Linked DNA regions of Homo sapiens: region 2 is linked to region 1. A link is a loop called in an ENCODE intact Hi-C map of the cell type or tissue named here. Cell type or tissue: heart left ventricle. All regions are shown on one strand. Links, peaks and the distances in the headings refer to the core of each region. The heading gives the core; the rest is flanking DNA.

Evidence for each region. Peaks named below come from ENCODE experiments on the same cell type or tissue, not always from the same donor. Only the 100,000 strongest peaks of a DNase experiment are listed, where the experiment ranks them.
Region 2: it touches region 1 in a loop (4-fold over the local background); 12 of 110 quality-filtered maps call a loop at or near these places.

The regions. Positions count from the first base shown.
Region 1 is chr18:20,998,033-21,013,568 of GRCh38, forward strand. It overlaps ROCK1 (Rho associated coiled-coil containing protein kinase 1), which reads right to left. Exons shown (of 33, transcript NM_005406.3): 14 at 10,027-10,162; 15 at 8,667-8,758; 16 at 8,319-8,565. Among named protein-coding and RNA genes, the nearest start is that of ROCK1, 110 kb to the right of the region's middle. In heart left ventricle, for the core only: a CTCF peak has its summit at 5,664 (motif pointing right); no DNase peak of the experiment used is centred there; H3K27ac peaks cover 1,882 bases.
Region 2 is chr18:21,055,151-21,070,686 of GRCh38, forward strand. ROCK1 (Rho associated coiled-coil containing protein kinase 1) reads right to left here. Exons shown (of 33, transcript NM_005406.3): 2 at 15,382-15,463. Among named protein-coding and RNA genes, the nearest start is that of ROCK1, 49 kb to the right of the region's middle. In heart left ventricle, for the core only: no CTCF peak of the experiment used is centred there; no DNase peak of the experiment used is centred there.

The sequences.
Region 1 (15,536 bases), core at 2,573-10,572:
CACCATGTTGGCCAGGCTGGTCTCGAACTTCTGACCTCAAGTGATCCACCCGCCTCGGCCTCCCAAAGTGCTGGGATGACAGGCATGAGCCATCATGCCTGGCCAAAAAGCGGAATTTTTGAAACGATACAAATACCTGGAAATTAAAGAATATGCTCCTGAATGACCAGCGGATTGATGAAGAAATTAAGAAGAAAATTAAAATATTTCCTGAAACAAATGATAATGAAAACAAAACATACAAAAGCCAATGGGATACAGTGAAAGCAGTACAAGAAAGCTTATAGCTCTGAGCATCTACATCAAAAAGGTAGAAAAAGTTTCAATAAACAACTTAATGATACATCTTAAAGAACTAGAAAAGCCAGAGCAAATCAAACCCAAAATTAGTAGAAGAAAATAAATAATAAAGATCAGACACATGCAACCTACCAAGATTAAACCATGAAGAAATCCAAAACCTAAACAGACAAATAACAAGTAATGAGATCTAAGCTGTAATAAAAAGTCTTCCAGCAAATAAAAGCCCAGGACTGAATGACTTTACTGCTAAATTTTACCAAACTTTTTTTTTTTTTTTTTTTTTTTTTGAGACAGGATCTTGCTCTGTCACCCAGGCTGGAGTGCAGTGATGCAATCTCGGCTCACTGCCACCTCCGCCTCCCGGGTTCAAGTGATTCTCCTGCCTCAGCCTCCCGAGTAGCTGGGATTATAGACATGCACCACCATGCCCAGCTAATTTTGTATTTTTAGTACAGATGGGGTTTCTCCATGTTGGCTAGGCCAGGCTGGTCTGGAACTCCAGACCTCAAGTGATCCGCCCACCTTGGCCTCTCAAAGTGCTGGGATTACAATCGTGAGCCACCGCATCCGGCCCTTACCAAACATTTAAAGATGAACAAATAACAATCCTACTCAAACTATTTCAAAGAATAGAGGAGGAGAGAATGTTTCCAAACTCATTCTACAAGGCCAGTATTACCTTGATACCAAAACCAGATGAAGACACATTTTAAAAGACAAATAAACAAAAAAGCTATAAGCCAATATTCACGAGGAGCACACATGCAAAAACCCTCAACAAGATGCTAGCAAACCAAATTCCACAATACATTAAAAAGTTCATTCATCATGACAAATACCATTTGCTGAAATATCATTGTTTTAGCAAAAAACTAATTTAAATATGTTAAAATGCCAAAATAAAATATAAAATTTACAAAAAGGCATAATCTACAAAAAGGCATTGAGTCCCACCAAGAACATACAAAAATTAAAAATAAATTAATGGGCAAGATATAAGAAGAAAATGCACATTAAGAAAAAGCCTCAGAGTCAGATACATTTAATATCATTTATAATACAAATTTTAATCCACCCAGAAGATACAGGAGTCAAAATCTTACACACCAAAAAACACTGCATTAAAAATATGTAAAGCAAGGTATTCATGAAATACCCACAGCTAACATCATACTCAATGAACAATCCAAAAAGAAAATTGAGAAAATTCCCTTTAAGAGCATCAAAAAGAATAAAATACCCAGGAAGAAATTTGTATATAGAAAACTAAAAACAAACACACAAATGAACAAAAACACTGCTGAAACACATTTTAAAAGATCTAAATAAATGAAAATATATCCTTGTTCATGGATTGGAAGACTTAATATTAGTTTTGGTTTTTTTTGAGACAAGGTCTGCCTCTGTCAGCCAGGCTGGAGCACTGGGACAACAGGCGTGCACCACCACACCTGGCTGATTTTTTATTTTTTGTAGAGACAGGCTTCGCCATGTTGCTCGGGGGGGTCTCAAACTCCTGTGCTCAAGTGATCTGCCTACCTTGGCTTCCCAAAATGCTGAGATTACAGGCTTGAGCCACTGGCGCCTGGCTGGAAGATTTAATATTGTTAAGATGGCAATACTACACAAAGTAATCTACAGATTCAAAGAAATTGCTATCAAAATTCTAAAGGTCTTGTTTGCAGAAATAGAAAAGCCAATCCTCAAATTCACATAGAATTGCAAAGAACCCTGAATACGTAAAACATACTGAAGAACAACAAACTTGGAGGGTTCAAACTTCCTGATTTCAAAACTTGCTACAAAGCTACAGTGAACAAAACAAAACAGTGTGGTACATGCTGGCATAAGGACAAACACACAGACCAATGGAATAGGGTTGAGAATCCAGAATATCATAGATGCATGATATCTATAGTCAATTGATTTTCTTTTTTTTTTTTGGAGACAGGGTCTCACTGTGTTCGCCCATGCTGGAGTGCAATGGTGCAATCTTGGCTCACTGCAACCGCTGCCTCCCAGGCTCAAGTGATCCTCCGGCCTCAGTCCCCCAAGTAGCTGGGACTACAGGCACGTGCCATCATGCCTGGCTAATTTGTGTATTTTTAGTAGAGACATGGTTTTGCCACGTTGCCCAGGCTGGACTCAAACTCCTGAGCTTAAGCGATCTGCCCAGCGCAGCCTCCCAAAGTGCTGGGATTACAGGTGTGAGCTACTGCACCTGGCTGCCAATCGATTTTCAACAAAGATGCCAAGACCATTTACACAGGAAAGAATAGTCTCTTCAAACAAATGTTGCTGGGACAACTGGATATTAGATGCTCAATATCATTAGTCATTAGGGACAATGAAAATCAAAACAAACAGCAATGGGACAACCACCACATACCCACTAGAGTAACTAACTGAAAAAAAGGAAAATACCAAGTGTTGGCAGGGATATGGAGAAACTGGAATCCTGTACATTGCTGACAGGAATGTAAAATGGTGCAGCCATTGCAGAAAACAGTTTGGAAATTCCTCCAAAGTTACACATAGAATTACAAGATGACTCAGAAATTCCACTCCTAAATATACACCCCTAAAGAATTAAAAACAGGTACTCCAACAAATACTTGTACACAAATGTTGAAGGAGTGCTATTTACAATAGCCAAAAGGTGGAATCAATCCACAGTAATATTCTGTTATATGTATATCATCAACAGATGAATGGCTAAGCAAAATGTGGTAAATACATATAACAGAATATTACTCAGCCACAAATGAATGAACTACTGACACATGCTACAATATAGATGAACCTGTAAAACATTATGCTAAGTGAAAAAAGCCTGACACAAAAGGTCACACATTCTATGATGCCATTTATACGAAATATCCAGAACGGGTAAATTCAGAGACAGAAAGGAAATTGGTGGTTGCCAGGAGATAGTGGAGCGGAGAATAGGGAGGGGCAGCTTAATGGATCCTATTTTGTAGTTTCAAAATGAAATGTTTTGGAACCACATAGAGGAGGTATTTGTGAACATTTTGAATGTAGTAAATGCTGTTGAATTGTATATTTTTAAATGGTTAGCTTTTTGTTACAAGAATTTCACCTTAATTAAAAAATATAGACAGCAAAAGCTGTTAGAAATACAAGGGAGGCTGCCAGGCATGGTGGCTCACGCCTGTAATCCCAGCACTTTGGGAGGCTGAGGCAGGCAGATCACGAGGTCAAGAGATCAAGACATCCTGGCCAACATGGTGAAACCCTGTCTCTACTAAAAATACAAAAATTAGCTGGGCATGGTGGCGCATGCCTGTAGTCCCAGCTACTTGGGAGGCTGAGGCAGGAGAACCACTTGAACCTGGGAGGCAGAGGTTGCAATGAGCCGAGATCATGCCACTGCACTGTAGCCTGGGTGACAGAGTGAGGCTCCGTCTCAAAAAAAAAAAAAGAAAAGAAATACATGGGAGGCTATGAGAAAAAACCCACAATGATAGTGAAAACTTTTAAAACACATTTTAAAATTTGACAGAACAAAGGGACAAAGAATAAATGCAATCTTAGAAAACTGATGGATTACATTAGAAAACGGATCAACTTTTCACCCAAAAAGATGTTTCATACAAAAATCGACAATTTTCAAATGCCCATGTAACAGTGAAATGCAAAAATCATTTATAAACTAAGCCAGAAAAAAAATCATTAAAAGTAGAAATCCCAAAGTAGAAATCTTTTAATAGTTCCTGATCACAATAAGAAATTATTAATTACAAAAAAAATTGTTTCCTACCTCTGTCCATTAAAATCACCTACAAACATTGACCAACCCAACAGTAGTGAGCACCCATAGAATTCAGGTTATAGACCCCGAATGTCATATGCTACAAAAGGAACCGGAGTTCCTAGGCAAATGGGTGATTTCAGGTCTGGGACAAAAAATAATTCTGGAAAATCTATGCATATCAAAAAGCAAGGATGTGATCTAAAACTACTAGGGTAGTGTCTAAACTTAAAGAATTCCTACTAAACTTCATGTGAGCATCATTAAGAATAATGCAAAGGGCTAACATATATTAAATATATTAAAATTCATGAGTTCACAAATATATTTTAAAAATTCACTAATCATCTTTGGAGGATGCCTGGGAAATAACTCACTGTTCCAAAAACTGACAAAGAATTAAGTATTTAACCTGACTTTCTTTTATAAGCTGTACCTCAAAGTAACTACTATATAATTGATGAGGAAATGTTCATCTCTAGAGTAGTATTCCAATTAACAAATGAAGGAAGATGGATAAAAATAGATGATCACCACTGCAAATTCCTAAAGAAACAAAGGACCTAGGCAATGATCATCAATGGCTACTAACACCACAAAAAGATACAGCCAGACTTTATGTTTTTTCATTCGTTTGTTTGTTGTTGTTTTTGAGACAGGGTCTTGTTCTGTTGCCCAGGCTGAAGTACAGTGGCACGATTTCAGCTCACTGCAACCTCCATCTCCTGGGCTCAAGCAATCCTCCACCTGAGCCTCCTAAGTAGCTAGGACTACAGGTGCATGCCACCATACCTCGCTAATTTTTTATTTTTTGTAGAGATGAGGTTTCGTCATGTTGTTCAGGCTGGCCTCAAACTCCTGGGCTCAAGAGATCCACCCACCTCAGCCTCCCAAAGTGTTGGTTTTACAGGTGTGAGCCACTGCACCCAGCCCAGATTTTATGTTTATGTGTCTCCTGGTACCTAAATACTACTTACAAGTATTCTTGACAAAGTCCTACCGAAGTAGATCACATCTCTAGATCTAACGTCTAGTTTAAAGTACTACGGCGGACAGAGCAACATGCTAAATGATACCAGCAGATGAAATCAGTAAAATTCTGAACAGGAGCCACTCACAGGACGAAAAAAACATGGTTTCTTTAACCGAAAACAACAGCAAAAAGAGATTACAAAGAACACAAAAGGGAGGAGGAAAATACAGATTAAAATAAACTTAAGGGACGTATTAATGAAATGCAATGTCCAAACTTTGGATCCAAATTCAAGCAAAATAAATGCAATAAGAACAAATTATGAGACTACTAGAGGAACTTAAGCACTAATTAGATATTTTATAATATTATATAACTGTCACCTATTTTCTACCTTTGATAATGGCATTGTAGTTATGTTTGTCTTTTTAAAAAAGAGTCCCTATCTTTAAGATAATGAAATATTTACAAATTAGGATGTATTTACAAAAGGACAATGTGGTGCCTGATATGAGCTTCAAAATAATTCAGTGTCAGAGGATTGGGAAGGGGAGGTGGAGGTACAAAATGAAACACGACTGGCTACCAAATGAAGGTTTTTGAAGCTTAATGAGTACACAAGAGGTCACTATAGTACAGGTTAGGCATCCTTAATTGGAAAATCCAAAAATCCAAAATGCTCCAAATTCTGAAACTTTTTGAGCACTGACATGACATTCAAGGATTTCAGATTTGGGATACTCAACTGGTAAGTATACATAATGCAAATATTCTCACAAACCACCCAAAATCCAAAATCTGAAGCACTTCTGGTTCCAAGCAAACAATTAAAAAAAACAGAAAAAGACTTTTAAAAATGGTTAATTTAAAAAAATTGATTTTTGCCTTTCAATCTGAAGAATCAGAGATAAACTTACTAGATGAAAGCTTATCAATTCAGTTAAAATTTCAATCCTCCATAACATTTTGATCACTTTCATTAAGCCTCTATAGCCTGAACTTTTGGAAACTTTCCCTATAATCAATTGCAGCCTTACTGTTGCACTAGTCCAGGTACTGGCAAACATCAGGGCTGCAGCCTGTTTCTGTACAGATGTCAAGCTAAGAATGGTTTTTATACTTTAAAAGGTTATAAAAAGTAAAAAATAAAAAAGACTATGCAACAGAGATCATATATGGAGGACATTCAATTAATGAATAACAATCAAGACTCTGCCAGAAGCCCACCATCCCAAACTAAATTTATACTTGAGAGACCTGAAAGTTCTTAAAGACCAGAAAAGACTAATATAAGCATTGTGATTTTTTTAAAAACCCACAATGCACTTTTATATGTATGTTGAAACTCACATAAGTTGTGTGCATTATTTTAGTGTATGTGAGCTTTTATTCACGTTTAAGTTCCAAATTAAACTCTGAAAAAGAATAAACTAACAATAAATCATGCTATAAATTTTCCTTAACTTTTACTGATATCTAAAAAATAGATTCAGTTAAAAACCACTGTTGATAGTACATGGATGATCTCTGCCTCTGAAGCAAGGAGCTTAAAGCTCAGTCAAACACAGATCACAAACTTATAAGAATTTTAGAATTGGAAGGATTTATAGAGGTAACCTATTCTTATCTCCTTGGTTTACAGATAAAGAAGGGAGATGAAGAGACTTTCAAACAGCTAATAAGCTGTATAAAAAGGCCTAGGAAAACAATTTAAGGAAGTCTGTGACTTTCCTATTACATATAAAGTGGTTACTTTCTTAGTTATAATCAGATCTATTTTAAGCCTGGTCCCTGAGAAATATGATTGCACAACACTCCTCAGCTAAGAACCAACAGGAGATTGTATTTTCTGTTTCCTTAGTCACAAAAACTGACCCTGACCTCTCTCCACTGAATTATAGCTAATCATCAAGCCCCAAGGGACCTGAAACTATGTTCCCATCTCTAACTAAGGTTAAAAAGAACTCCTCCCTCCAATTTTTTCCTGAGACATCTGGCAACTTCTATGCATATTTGTTTTGATTAGGTAGTATGGATGCTGCTGCTAACAGGAATAGAAAATAGAAAAATATGTGAGTAGGTAAAGCCAGGAATCTTTTTGAAAACAAACTGAATTTTATTACTATTTAAAAACTGTTCATTTATTCACTTAGTTATACTCAATCTTCTGCCTCTTAGATTCACAAAGACTGTCAATATCTCCAGTTCAAACATTCCCAAGTATCTAACTTTTAATGTGTAATGGGATTTTATTTCTGCAACTGACTTTCTATTACTACCAACGATGCATGAGGAATTCCTAGGTTTTAATAGTGATAATCCTCTTTGCCTGGATTAGTCTCACTTTGAGTAAAACCTTTATGAATTAGGCAAGTTTTTAAATGAAGTTTTTGGTTAATTTGTCTGTAAAACTGAAAAATATCCACATTACATACCCTGCAGGAGTACCTGTGAGGGTGAAGAAATTACAATGTGATACAAATGTGGGCATTATTCTAAAAGAGAAAGAATGCTGGCCTGGTGTGGTGTCTCACACCCATAATGCCAGCACTTTGGGAGGTCGAGGTGGGCGGATCGCTTGAGCTCAGGAGTTTGAGACCAGCCTGGGCAAAATGGTGAAACCCCGTCTCTACAAAAAATGCAAAAATTAGCTGGGCATGGTGGCATGCACCTGTAGTCCCAGCTACTCAGGAGGTTGAGGTGGGAGAATTGCTTGACCTCAGGAGTTCAAGGCTGCAGTGAGCTGTGATCATGCCGCTGCACTCCAGCCTGTGCAACAGAGCAAGTTCCTATCTCAAAAAAACGTAAACAATAAAAAAGAATGCAACCATTTCTGGTTTCACCAAAGTCATTTTCTTTATGAGGGTAATATGATCATAAATATATTAACTTAGACTTAAAAATGGTCAAGATGGTAAATTTTATGTTATATATTTTTAACAATTAAAAATAAAAATTATAAAATATTCCTTCCATTGATAGATGAGTGGATGAACAAAATGTGGTATACACATACCATGGAATATTACTGAGCCCTAAAAAGGAAGGAAAATCTGACACACACAACATGGATAAACCTTGAAGACATTGTGCTAAGTGAAAAAAGCCAGACGCAAAAGGACAAACACTGTATGATTCCACTTATATGATGATGGTTGCATACATTGTGAACTGCATTTAATCCCACTGAACTGTATATATAAAAATGGTTAAAATGTTATAATAAATTTCATGTTACGTATATTTTACCACAATAAGAAAAAATATTACCTTGAAGGTCTCCAATCATCTCAGAATCATGACCTCTGTCTCTTCGTTCAGCTTCTAATATAGCTTGCAGCTGGTAATAATCTTTGTCTGTTTGTGACTTAGAATTCTCTAAAATTCGATTTCTCTCTTGCAACTCTCTGTTCAGGGACTCTAACTGACTAATTGACTTGCTCATCTCTGTGTGACTCTTCCTCAATCTTACAGCTGTGTCCGATTCTGTCCTAAGTAAGTCATTGGCTTCTTCTAGCTATTTAAAAAGAAAGCAAAAAAATAGGTTTCTGACCAAAGTACGATATAATTTAATTATCTACAATTTTTTTAAAAAGGAACCTCATTTGAAACACTTACCTGCTTTTGTAACTGGGACAGCTTCTCATTAGCAAGCTGTGAATTCTGACTGACTTTCTTTAAGTCTTCCAACTGATCCTTTAATGTAGAAACTAGAAAATGAAAGAATAATATATAGAAATTACAACATTTTCATAGGGGAAACATATAAATCCTTTTTTAAAAAAAGACATTTAGTCTTAGGCCATAATAGTCAGCTACATTAGGTCCACTCCCAAAGCCAAATTCCAATTTGGAAGTACCTGCATTTTAAATTCATTAAAAAGTAGAACATTATCTTCTAATACAGAGTGCAAAAAGATTTCTTCTTACTGTTGTAAATCTCAAACTCCTTTATTCCCTTTATAAGATCACTGATAGTATACTTATAAAGCTAGTTTTAATATTATTTATTTTTCAAGAGTTCAATTGCTTGATAATTCAATATCTTAATAAAAATACAAAATTTAAAAGGTACCAAATGGTAGATAGTATAGAATAAGTCCTCCTTTCTCCATTTAGTCATTTTTGCCCCTTCTGAGTCTCCCTTAACTGGCTCTCCTCCCTAATATATATTTAATTTAAGCATATATAGACAAGTACTCTTGTTTTAAACACAAGCAATCCGTTTCTGTCACTTAAAGATCTGTCTTAGAGACTGTTTTATAACCGTATTTAAGGAGATGATTTATTATTTTTTATAAGCCACATAGTATTCTACCATATAGATGTACTAAAATTTATTACAGCATTCATTACCTTTATGTTTCATATATGTATTACATTATGTTTCATATACAGCATTGACTGCATTTTTTTTGTCATTTTAAACAATGCTACAATGAATAGCCTTGTGTATATATCAGTTTGCAGTAGGAGTATGTACGTGAAATAACTTATGGAAGTGAAATTACTGCATCAATGGGAGTAGAAAGGTATTTTAAATATATTTGTAACACAAGCATTAAAACACAAGAAATTCTGGTTTAGAAGTTCTTAGACGCAGCTGCTTGTTAGAAGTACCTAGGGGGCTTGTAAAGAATAATGATACTCAGGCCACATATCTAGACCAATTAAATTAGAATCGCTGGGATTTAGGCATCAGTACTCTTTAAAGCTTCCCAGGAGATTCCAGTATGCACACCATGATGACAATCACTACTCTAGTTAAATGCTACTTACTATTTACTTTAATATGTAATTTAATATTTAATTTAATTACTATTTAATATGTTATAAATTTAACCTGAGACCTGGGTTATTTAGCTTATAAAGTGTCTTAGGATTGTAGCTTCATGTATGTATCATGGACACTAAATTAAAGACAACCTCATGACAGTGTTAGAAATTCTATCATTTTTCAAAAGTAGTGACAATTTACCTTCATTTTCTACATTTCTTCTCTTCTCATTTTCCTGTTCAGCTTTTCTTTGGTACTCATTAATTCTATGCTGTAGCAACATTTTCTCCTTCTCAATCTGAGACACTGTAGATTCTAGATTTCTTCTTTGATTTCCCTGGAATTATAATGATAAAAGTTACCACTGTGATTAATACTCTGGTCATTCATTCAAGTGAGTATTTTGTTCTTAAAAACAAAAAACAAGAAAAAAAAAAAGACAAACACTTAAGATGAATGTTCTGTTTCAAACGCAAATAGTATCTCCTAATACAACTTTCTAAGTAGCTTGCCTTTTAAGAAGACAGTGGGAATCTGTCTTCTGTAGCTGGGACTACAGGGACGCACCACTGCGTCCAGCTAATTTTTCTATTTTTGGTAGAGACGGCTTTTGCCATGTTGGCCAGGCTGGTTTTGAACTCTTGACCTCAGGTGATCCGCCTGCCTCAGCCTCCCAAAGTACTGGGATAACAGGCATGAGCTACTGTGCCCAGCCTAAAATACCCAAATTTTCACAACTTAAAAATGTACCTTTCTGAGTTACCACTATCAGTAAATCTTGTTTTTGATGCTTCACTTTTTAAGACTCCACATTAGGAAACCTGTTTTACAGTGTTTCTGGGCTTTCTCATCTTTAAGCAGAAATTGGACATAAATCATTCAAGGTCTTTCTGATTCTAAGAGTTTATCATTCTAACTTTTAGTTAATTTTTAGATAATTATACATTCAAAGAAAGTTGCAAAGATAGTACAGAGAGGTCCCAAGTGCCCTTCCACTCAGCTTCCCCCAGTAGAGACATTATATATAACAATAGTACAATAACAAAATCAGAAAATTCTCACTGGTATAAGGAGTGTATGATTCTCTCATTTTATCACATATGTAGGTTCATGTAAGCACCACCACAACGAAGATACAGAACTGGTCATCACAACAATTTCTTTCCAGTCACTAGTTATAGCCACACCCATCCCCGTCCTCCCACCACCCATACTCCTGGCAACTAATGGTTCTCCATTTCTATAATTTTGTCTTTTTGAGAATGTTATATAAATGGAACCATGCAATATATGACTTTTTGAGACAGGCTTTTTTTTTTTTTTTTTTTTGTATTTTTAATAGAGATGGGGTTTCACCATGTTGGCCAGGATGGTCTCGATTTCCTGACCTCGTGATCCGCCCGCCTCAGCCTCCCAAAGTGCTGGGATTACAGGCGTGAGTCACCGCGCCTGGCCAAGACAGGTTTTTTTTTTTTTTAACTCAACATAAAGACCTTAAAATCCATCTCTGTATTGTATGTATCTACAGTTTATTCCTTCTTGTGGCTGAGTATTCCATGGTACAAATGTACCGAAGTTTGTTCAACCATTCACCTACTGTAGGACATTTTGATTGTTTTCAGTTTTTGGCTATTACAAATAGAGCTGTTATAAACATTAGTATACAGGTTTTTGTGAGAATATACATTTTCATTTTTCTGGAATACATGCCCAAGAATACAATTGCTAGGTCACATAGTAGGCACATGTTTAGTTTTTCAGGAACACAGCCAATTGGTTTTCCAGAATGTCTGTACCATTTTATATCCCCATCTGCAATGTCCAAGTGATCTAGTTTCTCCATATCCTTGCCAGTTTGCTATTGACATAATTTTAAAACTTACTTTTTTTCATGGTTATGGAGTAATATTTCATGATAGTTTTAATTTGCACTTCCCAAATGACTAATTATGTGAACCTCTTTTCATAGGTTTATTTTCATCCATATATCTAAAAAGTTTAAAAAGTATGGATTCGCTTTCCTTAACACTTATATAGGGCTACTGAAATTACCTATTTCACACTGTATGAGTTGTGATAGTTTGATTTTTGAGAAGTTAGTCCCTTTCATCTACATGTCTTAATTGTGTTTAGAACTGTTCATAGGATTTCCTTATGATTCTTTTGATACCTATATGGTCTATAGTATATGCCCTATTTCATTCCTCATACTGGTAATTTGTGTCCTCTCTTTTTCCTTTATCAGTCTTGCTAGAGGTTTGTTAATTTTGTTGATCTTTTCACACAGCTTTTTGTTTCACTGATTTTCTCTATTGTTTTTCTGCTTTTAACTGCCTTGTTCTCTGCTCTTATCGTTACTTGTCCTTCCTTTTGCTTGTTTTGGGTTTATTTCACTCTTCTTATTCTAGTTTCCAGAAGTAGGAGTTTAAATTATTGATTTTAGACTTTTCCTCTTTTCTAAGGTAAGCATTTAGTGCTATAAATTAACCTTCATCACCATGTTAACAGCATCTCACAAATTTTGATGATGTATTTTCACTTCATTGTTCAAATATTTTGTAAAGATAAAGAGCCATAACAGTTTTATGAGACATAATTAACATTCCAATGTATTTTTTTCACTGAGACTTCTTCTTTGACCTCTGGGTTATTTAGAAGTTTATTGTTTGCTTTCCATGTGTTTGCAGATTTTTCTGTTATTCTCATCTGTACATTTTGGTCAGGAAACTGTATGATTTCAGTGCTTTCAAATGTGTTTGTTTTATAGCTTGGGATGTGGTCTACCTTGGTGTGTGTTCCTTAAGCACTTGAAAAGAAGGCATATTGTGCTGTTAAGCAGAGGGTTCTGTAAATGTTGAACAAATTCTGACAGCTGACAGTGTAGTTGAGTTCTCCTATGTTTGGTGATTCTTACGGGTGCTGAAGTCTCCAACAATAATTATGGATTGGTCTATTTAACCTTCCAGTCTTATCAACTTTTGCTTCACATACTTTGTAGCTCTGTTGTTTGGTGTACAGTTAGGATTTTTATTTATTTTTGGTGGATTGACTCTTATCATTATGTAATATTCCTCTATGTTCATGGTAATTTTCTTTGCTCTGAAGTCTACTTTAATTGGTATTAACATTGCCAATATGCTGCTTTCTTTTTAATATTTGTTATGTTATCTCTTCACATCTTCCGATGTTCAACTTGCCTATATTGTTATATTTGAAGAGTTTCTGACAGATATATAAATGGGGGATTTAAAAAAATCTACCCCTACCACCTCTTTTGATTGGTATTCCATTTAATTTCCATTTAATGTCATTATTGGTAGTATGTTAGGGTTAAGTCTGCCGTTTTTGTTTTTTTGTTTGATCTCTGTTATTTCTACATTTTCTTTCCTGTCTTTCTGTGGGTTACCTGAACATTATTTTAGCATTCCTTTTGATTTAACTATGGTGTTTTTGAATGTATCTCCTTGTAAGGCCTTTTCAGTGGCTGCCCTAGATATTACATTGTATATGCATAGCTTAATATATAGTACACTCCACTGGTATTGGCATCTTACCAGTTTGAGTAAAGTATAAACATCTTCCCTTTCTTCTTTTAATTTTTATCTTATTTATTTTTGAGAAAGGGTCTCACTCTGTCACCCAGGCTGGAGTACAGTGGTATGCTTATGGCTCACTGCAGCCTCAACTTCCTGGACTCAAGCGATCCTCCCACCTCTGCCTCCCTAGTAGCTGGGACTACAGGCGTGCACTACCACACCTGGCTAATTTTTGTATTTTTTGTAGAGACAGGGTTTCACCCTGTTGCTCAGGCTGGTCTTGAACTCCTGGGCTCAAGCAATCCGCTGGCCTTGGCCTCCCAAAGTGCTGGGATTACAGACATGAGCCACCACACTTGACCTAAAAACTTTACCTTTCTTTATGACCCATTACTCTCTGTTTATAATGTCTAAAATATTTTTTCTCATACACAGAGAATCATATTAGACAATATAATTTCTGCTTCAACTGCCTACTATAAAAAATAAAGAGGAGAAAAAAATGTATTTACCCATCTTTTACTGTTTCTTTATTCCTGGTAATTCAAAATTCCTCCTTTTTCTTTTGGAGACAGAGTCTTGCTGTGTCACCCAGGCTGGAGTGCAGTGGTGCGCTTGGCTCACTCCAACCTCCACCTCCCAGGTTCAAGCAGTTCTCTAGCCTCAGCCTCAGCCTCCTGAGTAGCTAGGATTACAAGTACACGCTACCACACTTGGCTAATTTTTTTTGTATTTTTAGTAAAGATGGGGTTTTGCCATGTTGGCCAGGCTGGTCTTAAACTTCTGGCATCAAGTGATCTGCTCGCCTCAGCCTCCCAAAGTGTTGGGATTACAGGTGTGAACCACCCTACCTGGCCAAGATTCCTTCTTTTATCATTTCCTTTCTGTTTAGAGAATTTTCTTTTGCAATTCCTTTAGGGAAGGTGTGCTGGTGACACATTATCTTAGTTTTTCCTCATCTGAGAATGTTGTCATTTTCTTTTTCATTTGAGAAGGATGTTTTAATTGAACACAGAATTCTAGGTTGATAGGTTTGTTTTTTTGTTTTTTTAGCACCTGAAAAAGTCATGCCACTTCCTCCTGGCCTCCATGGTTTCTGATAAGAAATCAGCTGTCACTTACACTGTTGTTTCCTTTCTAGGTAAGGTGTGTCCTGTATTTAAGATTTCTTTTTTGTCATTAATTTTCAGAAATCTGACTATTGTGTCTTGGTGTGGATATCTTTGGGTTTACACTTTTTGTGGTTTGCTAAGCTTCTTGGTAGTTCATGTCTTTTGTCAGTTCAGGTCTTTTGTCAAATTTGTTGAATTTTCTGTCGTCATTTCTTCCCACGCCCTTTCTCCTCTCCTTTAGTAATTCGAGTGACACAAATGTTAGAATTTTATTGTTATAGTTCTACAGGTCCCAGAGGCTCTGTCACTTTTTTTCTGATCATTTTCTCTCTGTTGTTCAGACTGCATAATTTCTATTTTTCTTTGTTGAAGGTCTCTGATTCGCTCCTCTGCATTGTTCACTCTGCTGCTGACACCATCTATTGAGACTTTTATTTCAGTTATTGTAATTTTTGGTTGGCTCTATTTTATATTGTCTATGTCTTTCTGAGACTATTTTTTTGCTTGTTTGTATGTTTACAGTTGCTCACTGAAACATATTTATGGTGATTCCTTTAAATACTTGTCAGATAACTCTAACATCTGTGTCATCTCAGCATTGGTATTAGTTTATTATTGTTTCTAATTCCAGTTAAAATTTTCCTAGTTCTGATTATGATGAGCAGTTTGCTATTCAAACCTGGACATCATCTTACAACATTCTGGATCTTATTTAAAATCTCTTTTAGAAGGTCTCCTCTGACACTGTTCTGGTGAAACTAAGGGGGTGCTGCCTCTTTTCTGCCAGGTGGAGTTTGCAGAAGTCCAGGTTTTCCACTCAGCCTCTACTGACACCTCAGGTAGGGAGGGGAGCAGATCCTCATCACTGCTGGGTGGAAGCAGGAGTTCTGGCACTCTACCAGGCCTCCATTGAGTGCACCATGGCTGCTCCTTATGTGGCCCCCACAGATGACACTGCATTGTGGAGGGGAGCTTGTTATTTTCAGTGGAAAGTTCTGACTCCCTACCATGTCTCTTTGATACCAACCCAGAAGGCAGTGGGAGGGGCACCCCCTTACTGCCA
Region 2 (15,536 bases), core at 4,990-12,989, 60 kb after region 1:
TTATAGTTAAATCCAACTCTCCAACTACTCTATGTCAGCACCCATGCAGTTGAATATGTCTCAATAAATACATAAAATCACAATGACTGATCCTATTTTAAAATTCATAATCACAAACATCAAGCTGGCCCTTAGTTCTACTTGGCAATCCTAAATTTCTAGTCACTCTCCCACTCTCCTAGAGACGTATTTCAAGTTTTCTTCTTTCTTCACACACACCTCCCACAGCTCTCCCACTGATCCTCGTTCACAGCTAATGATCTTGTTTGGCTACTACCCTGAAACGAACGAAACAATCAGAAGAAAACTACCACTGACTTACCACCACTTACACACTTAACTATCAGCATGTACAAGCATATATTTTGTCTTTTCATATTTTACTATGGGAGACTACTTCTATCTTAACTTAAACCCTCCACTCATGCACTAGATGTCATCCTTTTTCATTACTGTAGTTCAAGGACATTGCTCAAGCAATTCTCCCCTTTCTCCTCTATTACTAAGCTTTACCCCTCCTAACCGGATCCCACCATGCTGTTTTCTCTCCCATCTTAGGGAAACAAAAAAAAACTCTTGATCTCATTTCTCTCAGCAGCTACTGTCCCATTACTCAACTCCCCACTGCAGCAAAATTTCTCAAAAGTTGTCTATAATTTCTGTGACTAAATCTTTCCTACTATTTGCTCTAAAATCCACTTCAGGTCGGCTCTTACCTTTCTTTCAAAACTACTTGTCAAAGTCACAAATGAGCATCATGTTGCTAAATCCAATGACCAATTCTCAGCCCTCATCTTGATATATCAGTGGCTTTAACACTTCAATCACTCTCTCCTGATACACTTTCTTTACTTGACTTTCAGGACACAACATTCTTCCAACAATACTGAAGATTTTACTTTTCAACCTTAGTAGTTTTCAGTTGCCTTGGCTGGTTCCTCCCCTTCTCTCAGATTTCTTAACACTGGAGCATTCCAAGGCTCAGCCCTCAATGGTGACTTCTTCTCTATCTACACTCACTTCTCTGGTGGGCTTTAAAAACCATCTACATATCAACTTCCAAATTTTTATCTCTAGTCTACATGTCTCTCTTAAACTTCAAACTTATCTATTCAATTACTTTCAAAATATATCCTCTTTTGAAAAACATCTCAAATTTAATGTGCCAAAAACTGAAGAAATATTCTCACCCAAAACTTATACCTATGTGTCCCACACTTTGGCCGATGGCTCAATTTTGCTCAGGACAAAAACCTAGGGGGCATTCTTGACTCCTTTTTTTCTTACACTCCACATCCTATCTTTCAGGAAAATATGTTGGCTCTCTCTTTGAAATATATCTGTAATCTGATAGCTTCTCACCCTCTACATTGCTACCATGCTAGACCAAGTCACCATCATCTCTTCCTTGGATTACTGTGATAGACTCTTAACTGATTGCCCTGTGTCTATTCTCAACATAGGGTGATGTTCTTAAAACACAAGTCAGATCATGTCACTTCTCTGCTCAAAAGTCTCTAATGTCTTGCCATCTCACCCAGAGCAAAAGCCCAAGATTTTACAATGGCCTACAAGACTCTACATGACCTAGCCTCCCCATTTCCTTACCTCTATGATATCATCCTACAATTCTCCCCCTTGCCTAATCCTCTCCAGCCACACTGGCTTCCTTGATGTTCTTCAAACAGGCCAGGTACACTCTCCTCCCTTCAGGCCTTTGCACTAGCTGCTCCTCTGTATGCCACTCTCTTCCCTCAGACATCCACATGGCTAACTCCCTCAACTACTTCAACTCTTTTTTCAAATGTCACCTTTTAACAAGGCCTACCCTGGCCACCTTACCTAAAACAGCAAACTTCTCAGAACTTCCGATCCTTCTTAAACTGTTGTATCTTTTCCTATGGCAGATTTTGACCTCTTTGTTATTCACAAAATTAGTTTTATGCAAAATAATATTTGCAAAATCACAAATCTGGTAAGTCTTCCTTCATTCTAAAACCTCCAAATAGGATGTTGTGACCATCTAGACTCTTTTAGCAATTTCTGATTGTCAACTATATTGAGTCAGGTGATGCTGGCAGAAAGCTAAGATTCAGAGAAGTGAAATACTACTATGCAACATATTCAGCAAGAAATAAAATGAGCAAATTGAGTCATAAATAGGAACCACAGTCTTGACAACCACTAACTAGCTAATCATTAGAGCTAGTCGTTTAGAGTTAATCTTTCTCCAAATGATCACAAGTTAGCAAAAGGGCCAGTGCAAAAAGGCTAACTTACAGCTTCTGGGTTACCAAAAATTCAAAAGCATTTCAATCATATATAAACTCTTCAATCTAATTTTCAAGAAAGCAAATGGATGATTTTTCCTAATACTGTTTTAAAAATTGGCCAGGCGCTGTGACTCACGCCTATAATCCCAGCACTTCAGGAGGCCAAGGCAGGCGGATTGCTTGAGGTCAGGAGTTCAAGACCAGCCTGGCCAACATGGCAAAACCCCGTCTCTACTAAAAACACAAAAATTAGCCGGCACGGTGGTGGGCGCCTGTAATCCCAGCTAATCAGGAGGCTGAGGCATAAGAATCACTTGAACTCAAGAGGTGGAGGTTGCAGTAAGCCGAGTTTGGGCCACTGCACTCCAGCCTGGGTGACTGACCGAGACTCTGTATCAAGAAAAAAATTAAATTAAATTAAAAATAAATAAAAATCAACTTTATACCCAGTAAATTTTACTTCTAGGAATTTATCCTAAGGAAATGAGATACAATGTGGGACCAAGATATCTACAATAAAGTAGTTTTTACAATTTTAAAGAGCAAATAATTTCATATACATAGAGTATTAGGTAACATTTAAAATTGTGTTGAATATTTAATTACATAGAATTATGTTCAGCATATAATGTTGTGCAAAGAAATAGAACAAACTGTATACAGTATATGAACTTGATTTTCTAAAAACATAATTATATACTGATACACAGATATGGATTTTTTTAAAGGCCAGAAGAAAATATGCCAAAACAATAACTGCAGTCATCTCTGAGTTTGGTGAGACTACAGATTATTCTGCCACATTTTCTATATATTTTAAGTTTTTTATAATGACCCTTTGTTGCTTTTCTAATGAAAAAAACAAAAGATGTATTTTGCCTACCCTAAGATCCTAGATTATAAAACGTACCATTACTTTATGTACCACTAGAGATTCTAAGATACATTCTAATTTCAAAAATGTTCAAAGTTTTTTTAAATGTCACAATAGGTAAAATATCATAATAAACATTATGTACCTTGTACTGTTTGACCAGAATACTGCTACTCTGCCTAAAAAAGCCCAGTATACATTGCATACTTTTAGAGTAGTGAAAGCAGCCCTAAAAAGCTCAAAAATTAAACTTATTTGAAAAATTCACAAGAATGTTATATTCAATTCCATAAAAATCTGATTTTTCTTTTCTTTTTCCTTGAGACAGGGTCTCACGCTGTCATGCAATCTCAGCTCACTGCAACCTCCACCTCGGAGTTCAAGCGATTCTCCCACCGCAGCCTCCCAAGTAGCCGGGACTATAGGCACACAACACCATGCACAACTAATTTTTGTATTTTTGCAGAGACACAGTTTTGCCATGTTGCCCAGGCCGATCTCGAACTCCTGGGCTCAAGTGATCTACCTGCCTCGGCCTCCGAAAGTGCTGAGATTACAGATGTGAGCCACTGCAACCAGCACTGTTTTAATTAAGAAAATTATTTCATGTCCAAATGTTCAAATAAAATCACACTCTAGGAAGATGTGCTACATTTTGACTGCATAGGCACATAGGCACGCATCCACCCACCCACATACACACAGAGTAATCCAGTTTGATAAACAGATCAACAAAAAATAAATATAAAAAATCCAGACTCCTAAATTCAAACTCCTCAACATGGCAAAAAAATATATATATATCATTAGTGACTGTCCAGTCTTATAGTTCTAGATAAGATACTCCCCACAACCATGCTCTAGCAATGCCTAGTTATTTGCAATTATCTATATAAGCCCATACTGCTTCATCTCTCTGTGCCTTTCCAGATGTTATCACTAGCCTAAAATGACTTCCCCCACCACCTTATCTGACCAAGTTACTATTAAACAAGATCTAATCTTTTATCTCCTCTTTAGACATTCCTGATTCCCTCTCAAGCACAAGGTATGACTCCCTTCTCTGGGACATTATTTCCCTATATTTCACCTAACAATCTGAACTGGAATTGTTTCTATAGGTCTGTTTCTTCTATTACGTTGTATGTCCCCACAATCCTTAAGGATAGAGATTATACTTGTGCTCGATGCTACTGAAATATTAAAAACACTTAATGACATTATATACAAATGGAGATAAACACATGCTGCATTTATCTATTCAGGAACAACAGAAAAGCCATATATATTTACTCCAAAGTAATAAAAGTATATATTTAAAAATCCATCTTGAGTTTCTCAAAATGTTAAATATAGAATTACCATATGACCCACCAATTCCACTTCTAGGTATCTACGCAAGAACAATAAAAACATATGTCTACACAAAAACTTCTACACAAATGTTCATAGCAGCATTATTCATAAAAGCCAAAAGAGAATCAATACAAATGTCCATCAGCTGATAAGCAGATAAACAAAATGTGGTATATCCATACAATGGAATATTACTGGCAATTAAAAATGAAATACTGACACATGGTATAACACTATGAACAATGAAAACATGCTAAGCCAAAGAAGGCAGTCACAAAAGACCATTTTATTGATGATTCCTTCTATAGGAAATGTCTCTATAGAGTCGGCAAATCTATAGAGACAGAAAATAGATTAGTGGTTGTCTAGGGCTGGAAGCCTGGAGAGAAATGGAGACTGACTGTTAATGGGTATGAGGTTACCTTACGAAGTGATGAAAATGTTGTAAAAGCAACTGTGGTAATGGTTGCACAACTCTGAAAATACACATACACCCAAAAAGCTCACTGAATTGTATACTTCAAACGGGTGAATTTTATAGCATGTAAATGATAACTTAATAAAGTTGCTTTAAAAAATCAATCTTGAGTTTGGCAATGATTTTTATATGACACAAAAAGCACAATCAATGCAGAAATATAAGTTAGATTTCATCAAAATTAAAATTTTTGCTCTATGAAAGACATTATGCAAATGAAAATTGACAGTAGCAAATGCGGCAAGGATGCACAACAACAGAAACTCTCATTCATTGTTGGTGGGAATGTATAATAAAATGGTATAGCCACTTTGGAAGACAGTTTGGCAGTTTCTTAAGAAGTTAAACCTGTTCTTAGCAAACAACCTAGCAATGCTACATCTGTGTATTTACATATCTGCCCAAGTGAATTTCAAACTAAATTCATGGCCGGCACGGTGGCTCACGCCTGTAATTCCAGCACTTTGGGAGGCCGAGGCAGACAGAGCACCTGAGGTCGGGAATTTAAGATCAGCCTGACCAACATGGAGAAACCCTGTCTCTACTAAAAATACAAAATTAGCCGGGCATTGTGGCGCATGCCTGTAATCCCATCTACTAGGGAGGCTGAGGCAGGAGAACTGCTTGAACCTGGGAGGTGGAGGTTGCCATGAGCTGAGATTGTGCCATTGCACTCCAGCCTGGGCGAGAAGAGCGAAACTCCATCTCAAAAAAAAAAAAAAAAAAAAAACCTAAATTCATGCAAAAACTTGTACACGAATATTTACGGCAGCTTTATTCATAATTGCCCCAAACAGGAAATAACGAATATGTTCTTCAACAGAGGAATGAACAAACAAACCAAGGTATATCCATTCAATAGAAGGTTGCTCTGCAATTTAGGGGAAAAAAGGAAAAAGCAACTACTTCACACAACATGGACAACATGAAGGAATCTTAAATGCTTTTATTTTTTTTTTTTTTTCAAGGCAGAGTCTTGCTCTGTCACCCAGGCTGGAGTGCAATGGCGCAATCTTGGCTCACTGCAACCTCCACTTCCCAGGTTTAATTGATTCTCCTGCCTCAGCCTCCCAAGTAGCTGGAATTATAGGCACCTGCCACCATACCCGGCTAATTTTCGTATTTTTTAATACAGACGGGGTTTTGTCATGTTGGCCAGGCTGGTCTTGAACTCCTGATCTCAGGTGATCTGCCCGCTTCAGCCTCCCAAGGTGCTGGGCTTACAGGCAAGAGCCACTGTGCCCAGCCTTAAATGCATTTTTGCTAAGTGAAAAAAAGACAGAATCAAAAGGCTATACACTGTATGATTCCATTTAATGACATTCTGGAAAAGGTAAAACTATAGGAACAGAAAAAGAGATCAGTGTTTCCCAGGAGTGGGGGTGATGGAACTGTTCCGAATGGTATTGGGGTGTTGCAGACAAGACTATGTGTTTGTTAAGACCCACAGAACTATACACACTTTATGCAAATTTAAAAAATCAATTGGGATTCTGGGGGATCTCAGGATGGAATCCAGATTCTAACAAATGAATCTAAATGTATGACTAACAAGATGACATGCCCTCATTGAAGGTGGTGAGGGAAAAGAAGCTGAACTACGTAATGCTGGAAAACTGTTTTAGCTGGAAACTAAGGCTAAAGACAAAAAAGGAACTGTACAAAGATATTGTGTTCCAGTTGGTAAATCCATTTCTCACAGGGTGTATGGTTTATTTTACATGAATATTAGGGTTGAGTAAGTAAATACCAATAATGGGAGCCAGGTTTCTCATCATCAGAGAAAAAAAGTTACAAACAGGCAAGGGCAAAAGCTAGAATGAATCTTGTGATACTAGTTTAGAGCTGGTAATATCAGTCTAAACACGTTTAACATGTGTACAGGTATAGAATTATAGTTATGTGTATAGTCACAGGCTGGTATACATGCATACATATATTTCCTAGCTATGGCAGCTGAGAGGGCCTTGAAACAGTGATCACCAGTAGCAATAAGCACACCTAGCACCCAGATCTTGGTTTCTAAATATCATTCTCCAATAAAAGGAACCAGAGCTCCTTGGAAAAAATGGCTGATTTCAGGGCTGAGGGAAAATATAAGATGAGCCTGGAGCATCGTGTAATGCCAGAAAGTAAAGAAGTGTTCCTTTTTTTAAAAAAAGTAAGAACATGTCAAAGAACACAGGAGTAGGAGCTGGGTCCAACCTGAAGGAGCTCCCAAAAGGCAAAAATGAGAACAATTTAAGTAACAAAGTATTAGGTTGGTGCAAAAGCAATTGAGATTTTTGCTAAAAATAGTGGCAAAAACTGCAATTACTTTTGCACCAACCTAATAAATAACACACTACTGGATTACAACCCAAAGTATGAAATAAATATATGCAGTTTATATTATATAAATCAATGACTAAATTAATAAATGGGGGAGAAAAGGCAAATCTTCCCTACAGAATTCCAAATAATACGTGTAAAGTCTCCCCTCCAGGAGAGTATGGAAAGGGAATACGCTCCCCTCCACAGCGTTTGGAAAAAGAAAATGGTAACTTACTAGTGGAGAAGCTTGCCAGACACTACCTTAAACCAAATGATAAGCGTTAACATCACCAGTGATGTGCCTAGATTTATGATGGAGTTATGTTCCAATGAAACCCTCATAAAGCTGGAAATTTTAAAGTCAGAGACCACCTGGACTTTCTAGATCATCTCTAACAAGTCAGTATCCAACGTCTAATGCACTGAGCTCATATATAACAAGTACTTACTATGCTGTCAGGTTTGGCAGTAAAAACATAAATGCCCCTGCTCTCATGGCACTTAAAATCTAGTGACAGGAGAAGGAGAAAAAGGAGAATGGATACTGTCTTAGTCTGTTTTTTGCTGCTATAACAGAATACCACAGAATGGGTAATTTATAAAAGAAAAAAGGGCATCTGGCAAGGGTCATTCAATGGTAGACAAGTGGAAGAGTAAGAGCATACATGCACAAGAGCTCACTTTTATAACCCCTTCCCACAATAACAGCATTAATCCATTCATGGGGGTGGAACCCACATGACCTAATCACTTCTTAACGTCCCCACCTACTAGCACTGGCAATTAAACTTTAATGAGTTTTGGTGGGGGCATTCAAACCACAGCAGGTACCAATTAAATAGTCATACAAATAAATATAACCTGTGATAAGTATACAAGATGCCATAGAAGTACATGCTCAGAAGGTCAGATCCATGAAGCCTAGATAACCAAGAGGTTAGGGAACAAAAATGAAGGCTTATTTGAAATTTAAAGGATGACTGCTTTGAGTTGGGTGGGTTGGAAAGAATTCTAGAAAGAGAAAAACAACATCTGAAAAGTCTTATGGAGGTGTCATGGTACTTTCCAGGAAATAAATGTCAGCGTGTAGCTGATGTGTAAGGAAACAAGGAGGAGAGGTGTACAGTTAAGAATGTAATTTAGAAGCTTAGATAGCATCAAGTTTAGAAAATCCACCAAAAAGCTGGGAATGGAATTTGACTTAAATTTACTATTCAAAAAGAATCCTCTGGCAGCAACGTAGGTAACTGTACATAGGCAAAAGTAGATGTATTATTGAGACTGAATGGAAGATTTTTGTGATCATTTAAATGAAAATGAAGAAGCTTAAACAATAGTTGTGTTGGAAAAAGAGGGAAAGTCAAGCCTCTGTATGAAGACTGCCACTGTTCAGAAATCTGCACTTATCAGTCTTTTCTTTGGTTTATTATAACCAGACCATTTACCTATCTTTAGTTTTTTGGGAACTCCATCATTCTCCAAAGTTTCTCTAAAGATCTTCAATCACCTCAGCATGTTAATTCAATAGGTGTAAACTGCCTTGATTTAGAGGTATTTAAAACACTCAAACTTTCTCCTCTTCCTTGAACTTACTTCAATTTCTTTATCTAAGTTTTTAAAACTCATGAGAATTTGAAAAGAAAAAACAAGCAACTAAGTAATTTTTTTTAATATCCAACCCATTAACCCAAAAGCCCCAGCCTGCCATTTCAGTCTCATCCCCTGCAGTCCGTCCTCCCGACCCTTTCTCTCTCATTATAAACCAAGTTCAATTTACACCAAACTCCTGGTTCCTCAAAGATGTCATACTTTTGGAAGACTCTGTGATTTAAATGGTCCTCCCTCTCAGAACTGTCCTTCCTCCATTGAAAAATCTAGCCCATGTTTTAAGACTCAAATATTACTTTCTTTTGGAAGCCTTTCTTTACCCCATTCAAGATCTGTGTATCATTACATTCTCTACAAACTTCTACTATTATAAGGTATATCTGTGTGTGTTTCCATCCATGAGATGGTAAGAGCTACAGTTTCTAAGAAAAACAGTCTTGTTCTTCATGTCTTTAGTAACTGGTCATTCAAAAACTATTTCAAGAATGGTCTCATGTAGTGAAATTATCCTTTTCTCACACATCTTGAATCCTAATTCTAACCAGGAAGGATGGGAGTAGAAGAGAGAATGACTTGTAAAGGGCTTAAGAGCTTTTCACAAGTTGTGGCTCATTATAGTCTTCTAGCCTAACACATTTTTAATAGATTTATACTACTCTTTTGTATTTATCCCTGGATATGTATTCATACTTCTGATCTGGTTCATAAAACTTTATAATCTCAGCTGAGAACTCCCTGTGGAAGAACCTTGCTTTCTATGGCTGCAACCTTCTAATATTTATTGCTTTTGATTACATTTTCTAAGCTTGGAGCACGTGTCTAACTGCGCCCACTATTTCTTTCCTTCATCAACATAAAGTCTTAGGCAGTTTTGCCTCTCAAGGGATATTTGGCAATGTCTAGAAATATTTCTGGTGATCACAACTGGGGATAGGTGTTAGGATATGCTACTGGCATTAAGAAGGCAGAGGCCAGGGGTGCTGCTAAACATCATACGATGCAAAGAACAGCCTCCCAGCAAAGAGTTATCTGACCTAAAATGTCATTGGTGCCACTTGAGAAACCCTGGTCTAAAGTGAACTGAATGCTTTGTCTCAAGGTCTGTGTAACATTCTAAATGATCATCGCTTTTGATCACTAACTCTGAATAGTGATTATTCGCATTACTTTCTCAGTAATTGTACTAGTGCCAAAGCAACCAAAAATTTACCAACTGTACTGTATGCTTTTATCACTACCATAGCTATTATGTCACTTTTGTAATCTATATTATAAAAGATATAGTATATGACATAAAATATCAGTTCTGTTTTTTTTTTAAGCCAAACAAATGAGCTCTCTTGCATTTATACCCGGAGGTTCATGAATTTTCTTCATTCAATGGTCTTACCTTCTCCATTATCTTCTTTTAGACTAAGATTTGTTTGATAAACATGTTTTTCTATTAACATATAATTATGAATCTTGTACCCTAAAGTCTCTGTGACATCCATAATGGTTTATAAGCATATACAATCATAATCACTGTTCCCAAATTTTCTCTCCCTTCATCCTCCCAATGTTCTGGCTCCCAACATGTGTCTTCAAAACTGTGACTAACTCCCACAACAATCGCTTAATTTTATCTTGGTATCATCTCTCTAACTCCTATGAAAATGTCACCTGAAATCTTTCCTTATCAGGTATGTGAGGCTGATAAACATCTTCTTTGCAGCCTTATTATTTAGGTATCATACACCAGAGCCCAGAAAAGTAAATCTTTATATTTCACTATTCAGTCAAATGTTCACAGATTCTCCTTTCCCTTTTGTTTCCACACACTTCTTAACACAAAGAGATAAAAATTAACAGGTTGCAATATAATTAAACCTGATGATTAAAAATTATATTTGAGGCTTAATTTAATATGACTTAAGCTGAATTTTTTAAAGAAAAATATTTTATCCCATATTCCAGGTATATTCTTAGATCACTACATCTGATATATGTCAGCAAAAAGCAATTAGAAACAAAACAAAAATTTACCTTTAATAAAATAATTTTGATGTGCTTGCTGATGAAAGCTAAATCTATATAAAAGAATTTCAGCGGTATGTAAAATGCTATCCTATACAAATCTATTGCTCTGTGTGAAACATAAAAACACAATGCCAGTAATTGAAGGAGAATGTTCTAATTATATTGAAAAAATAAGTTTGTTATGTTTATTTACACTTATAACATGTTTATTCACCTTGTTTTTGTTCATGTCTTTAAATTTTATTATGATTTCATGGTAGCCACATACATTGTTTTCCTTAAAAAATTAACTTACATAGAAGTAATTTTTTTTCTTGAAGTAACATATTGGTTTAGAATTAGGCTGATTACTAAATGAGCATTAAACTTCATGTTTTTTAAGGTTGAGTTTGTTAATATAACTAATAAACATAGAGTAAATGATGCTTTTTGTATATAGATTTCAATGCATTTCTGACTAACACATATACTCATGTAATCATCACCACAAAGAGGTTACAGAATTCCAAGGTTTCTTCATACCCTTTTCTAACTCCTGAAGTTTTACCTCAACCATAGGATTTCTAGCTCAAAGTTTTGCATTTCCAGCATGTCCTACAAATGGAATCATGCAGTATGTAGCCTTTTTGTGTCTGGCTTTTTTCACTTAACAGAATGCTTCTGAGATTGCTGGATATTGCACATAGCAGTAATTCATTACTTTTTATTATTCAGTAATATCCCACTATGTGGTTGTACCACAATTTATCCATTGATCAGCTGACGGGCACTTGAGTTGCTTCCAGTTTTCAGCAAACATAAAGTTGCCTTAAACATTTTAATACAGCTCTTTGTGCAGACATATGCTTTCATTTCTTTTCAGTAAATATCTAGGAGCAGAATTCCTGGGGTCATATAGTAAAGTGCATGTATAACTTTATAAGAAACAACCAAACTGTTTTCCAAAGTGCCTTACCATTTACCAGTCAGCAATGTACAGGGTTCCAGCTGCAATGCATTTTCATAAATACTTGATATTGTCAGTTTAGAAAGTTTTAATCATTCTAATAGAGGTGTACTAGTATCTTATTGTGGCCATAATTTGCAACTTCCTAATGACTAACCACCATGAACAGTTCTGCACATGTTTACTGGCCATTTTTACATCTTCTTTGGAGAAATGTCTATTCAAATATTTTTCCTACTTTTAAACTGAACTATTTGTCTTATTATTATTGAGTTGTTACACTTGTTTATATATTCTAGATACCAGTCCTTTATTGGACATATGATTTGCTAATGTTTTCCTATTTTGTAAGTTGTCTTTTCACTCTTTTTTTTTTTTTTTTTTTTTGAGACAAAGTCTTGCTCTGTCGCCCAGGCTGGAGTGCAGTGGTGCAATCTTGGCTCACTGCAACCTCCACCTCCTGGGTTCAAGCAATTCTCCTTGCCTCAGCCTCTGAAGTAGCTGGGATTACAGGTGTCTGCCAACATGTCTGCTAATTTTTGCATTTTTAGTAGAGATGGGGTTTCGCCATGTTGGCCAGGCTGGTCTGGAACTCCTGGACAGAACTGATCTGCCCGCCTCAGCCTCCCAAAGTGCTGGGATTACAGGCGTGAGCCACCATGCCTGGCCTTCACTCTTGATAGTATCTTTGAAGCATAAATAAAAGTTTTTTATTTTGATGATGTCCAGTTTATCTATTTTTCTTTTGTTGCTTGTGCTTTTGGTATTACGTCTAAGAAACCACTGCTTAGTCCGAGGTCATGAAGATTTCAACCTATGTTTTCTCCTAAGAGTTTTACATTTTTAACTTTTATATTTTCGGTTAATTTTTGTACATGATATGAGGTAGGAGTCCAAATTCATTCCCTTGCGTACGGATATCCAGTTGTCTGAACACCACTGGTTGAAAGGACTATTCTTTCTTCTTTTACATGCTTTGCAACTATTTTTTCCCAGCCTTTGGCTTATCTTTTCATTTTCTGAACAGTGTCTTCTGAAGAGAACTATTTTAAATTTCGATAAGTCTAATTTATCCTTTTTCAAAAATGGTTTGTGTTATTTGTGTCCTATCTAAGAAAAACTTGCCTAAGGAAAGTGGCAAATATGTTCTATGTTTTCTTCTAGAAGTGTTATTGTTTTAGCTCTTACATTTACGTTGATGATCTATTTTGAGTTAATTTTTGTATACAGTGGAAACTGAGGCTTGAACATTGAATTATCCTGTCACCTTTGTTGAAATCAATTAACCATATACTTGCATGCACAGGTCTATTTCTAGATGCTCTTTTCTGTTCCACTGAACTATGTGTTTATTCTTTCATCAAGACTATACTGTCTTGATATTGACCTTAATCCTCCAACTTGCTCTTACTTTTCGAAACTGTTTTGGCTGTTCCAGGTCCTTTACATTTCCATATGAATTACAGAATTGCTGGTCACCTTATACAAAAAACTGTCTGCTAAGGTTCTGAGAATATACGGACTCTATAGATCAATTAATTTGGGGACTGTTAACATTTTAATATTGAATTGTACAATCCATGAACATTGAATATCTTGTTAGGTCTTCCTTAATTTCTGTCTACAATGCTGTATAGTTTTCAGTAAACAGGTTTACACATATTTTGTCAAATTTACTCCTAAATTTTTCATGTTTTTGCTTCTATTGTAAATGGTGCTGTATTTGTTATAATAAATTAATTCCCAATTGCTTGTTGTTAATAAATGTATGTGCAACTGCTTTTTGGATATTAATCTTCTAACTTTCAACCTTGCTGAATGTACTTATTAGTTCATGTAGCTTTTTTGCAGAATCTTGAGGATTTTCTATATGGAAAATCATGCTGTCTAAATTGGGAAAGTTTTACTTCTTCCTTTTCAATCTGTACGGCTTTTCTTTATTTTACCTGATGGCACTGGCTAGAACTTCTAAGACAATGTTAAATAAAAGTGGTAAGAGAGGACAGATTTGCCTTTTCCAATCTTAGGGGAAAAGCATTCGTCTTAAACAAGTAGATACAATCTAAACTGTAGGTTTCTTGTAGATTCCCTTTATTGGGGAAAGGAAGCTTCCTTCACTTCCTAGTTTGCAGACAGATATTTTAAAATTGTGAATGGATATTAAATTTTATCAAATGCTTTTTCTGCATCTACTAAATTTCCTTTTTAAAATATGTTAATGTGGTAAATTAAGCTAACTGATTTTTGAATTTTATACTAACTTAGTAATCCTGGCATAAACTATCCTTGGTCATGATTTTTACCTACTGCTACATATGACTGCCCTAAAATTTTGTTATATTATTCTCTGCATTTTTCTCCAATTTAAAAATTAAAATAAATTGTACAGGTTTACCAGTTAAAACAGTTTACTTTAGATTTACACTTTTATTTCACTTATTTCTACTAAAGCATTAATGTCTCTATTTATAAAATATACAAGCATACTTAACATTATGAAAGCAACAAAGTAGCACAGTTTAAGGAAGCATGAATTTCATTCTTGCTAGCCATTACTTTAAAAAAAACCATGCCCCACCCTCTGCCTTTGTACTAAGGAGCATTTACCCCTTATCTACACCATCTCTATAAATGCCAGTTACCATTAAGATAAATAGTCAAGCCTCTCCATCTTTTTAGTTCCTTCACTATGTTGTCAGGTAGGGAGGTAAGCAACTGTAAATATTAATAAAATTTTACTGCTATGTCCATAGGACATGAGAAATAATTAAAACTTTTATACTTAAAAACTTCTCAGTTCAGAATCTGGCACCATATTCAAAAACGAAAATAAAACAATAATTTTTTAAAAATTGAAAAACTAAAAGATCATAAAATTAAAAAATTCTAATACAAGATTTCAAAGTATAGAAGTGATTTAAAAAATCAAAAAGATATGACTATTTAGAAAAACAAAACCTTTGTAATAAAACATATATAACCAAAATTGAAAGATAACACCAAAACCAATCAAACTTACATGTATCAATATTTATAGTTCAGAAACAGAAATAAATAAAGTAAGGAGGACTTTATGATCTAAATCTTATCAATTCTTTAAGATTAAAAGTTTGAAATTATAAGTTATTTAATCAAATTTTTAAATGATAAAATCCAATCTAAAAAGGAGCCTTCGGAAAAGAATATCTGTAAAATTTAAATATAAAACAGCTTTCATGGAGAAAAATTCTCATGTCTCAGCAGTTACTCAAACTCAATGTGCAGTTATTCAAACTCAATGCACAGTTTTTTGAATACTTATTTTAACTATTTTTCATCCCTTTCTCTTCAAAATATTTTGGTTCTCCTAACAGGCATCCAAATTGTTTCTTTCACACTTCCTACTAAATTCTATGTAGAAATCATTGATGAAATCACCAAAAAGTAAATAGAAGAAAAAATAAGGGCTTGAATGACATAAGTGAAAATGTAGTTATATGAAGTCTGTCATTAACCTCCACAAAAAATTACTTACATCTGCTTAAAAAGTTGTCAATATTTTTGTTTTTTCTTAAGGCAGGAAAATCCAAATCATATACCAAAGCATCCAATCCATCCTAAAGAAACAAACAAACAATGGTTAGTTTTTTGGATCACATTATACAGTCTCCTTTTTTATGAAAGAATAAA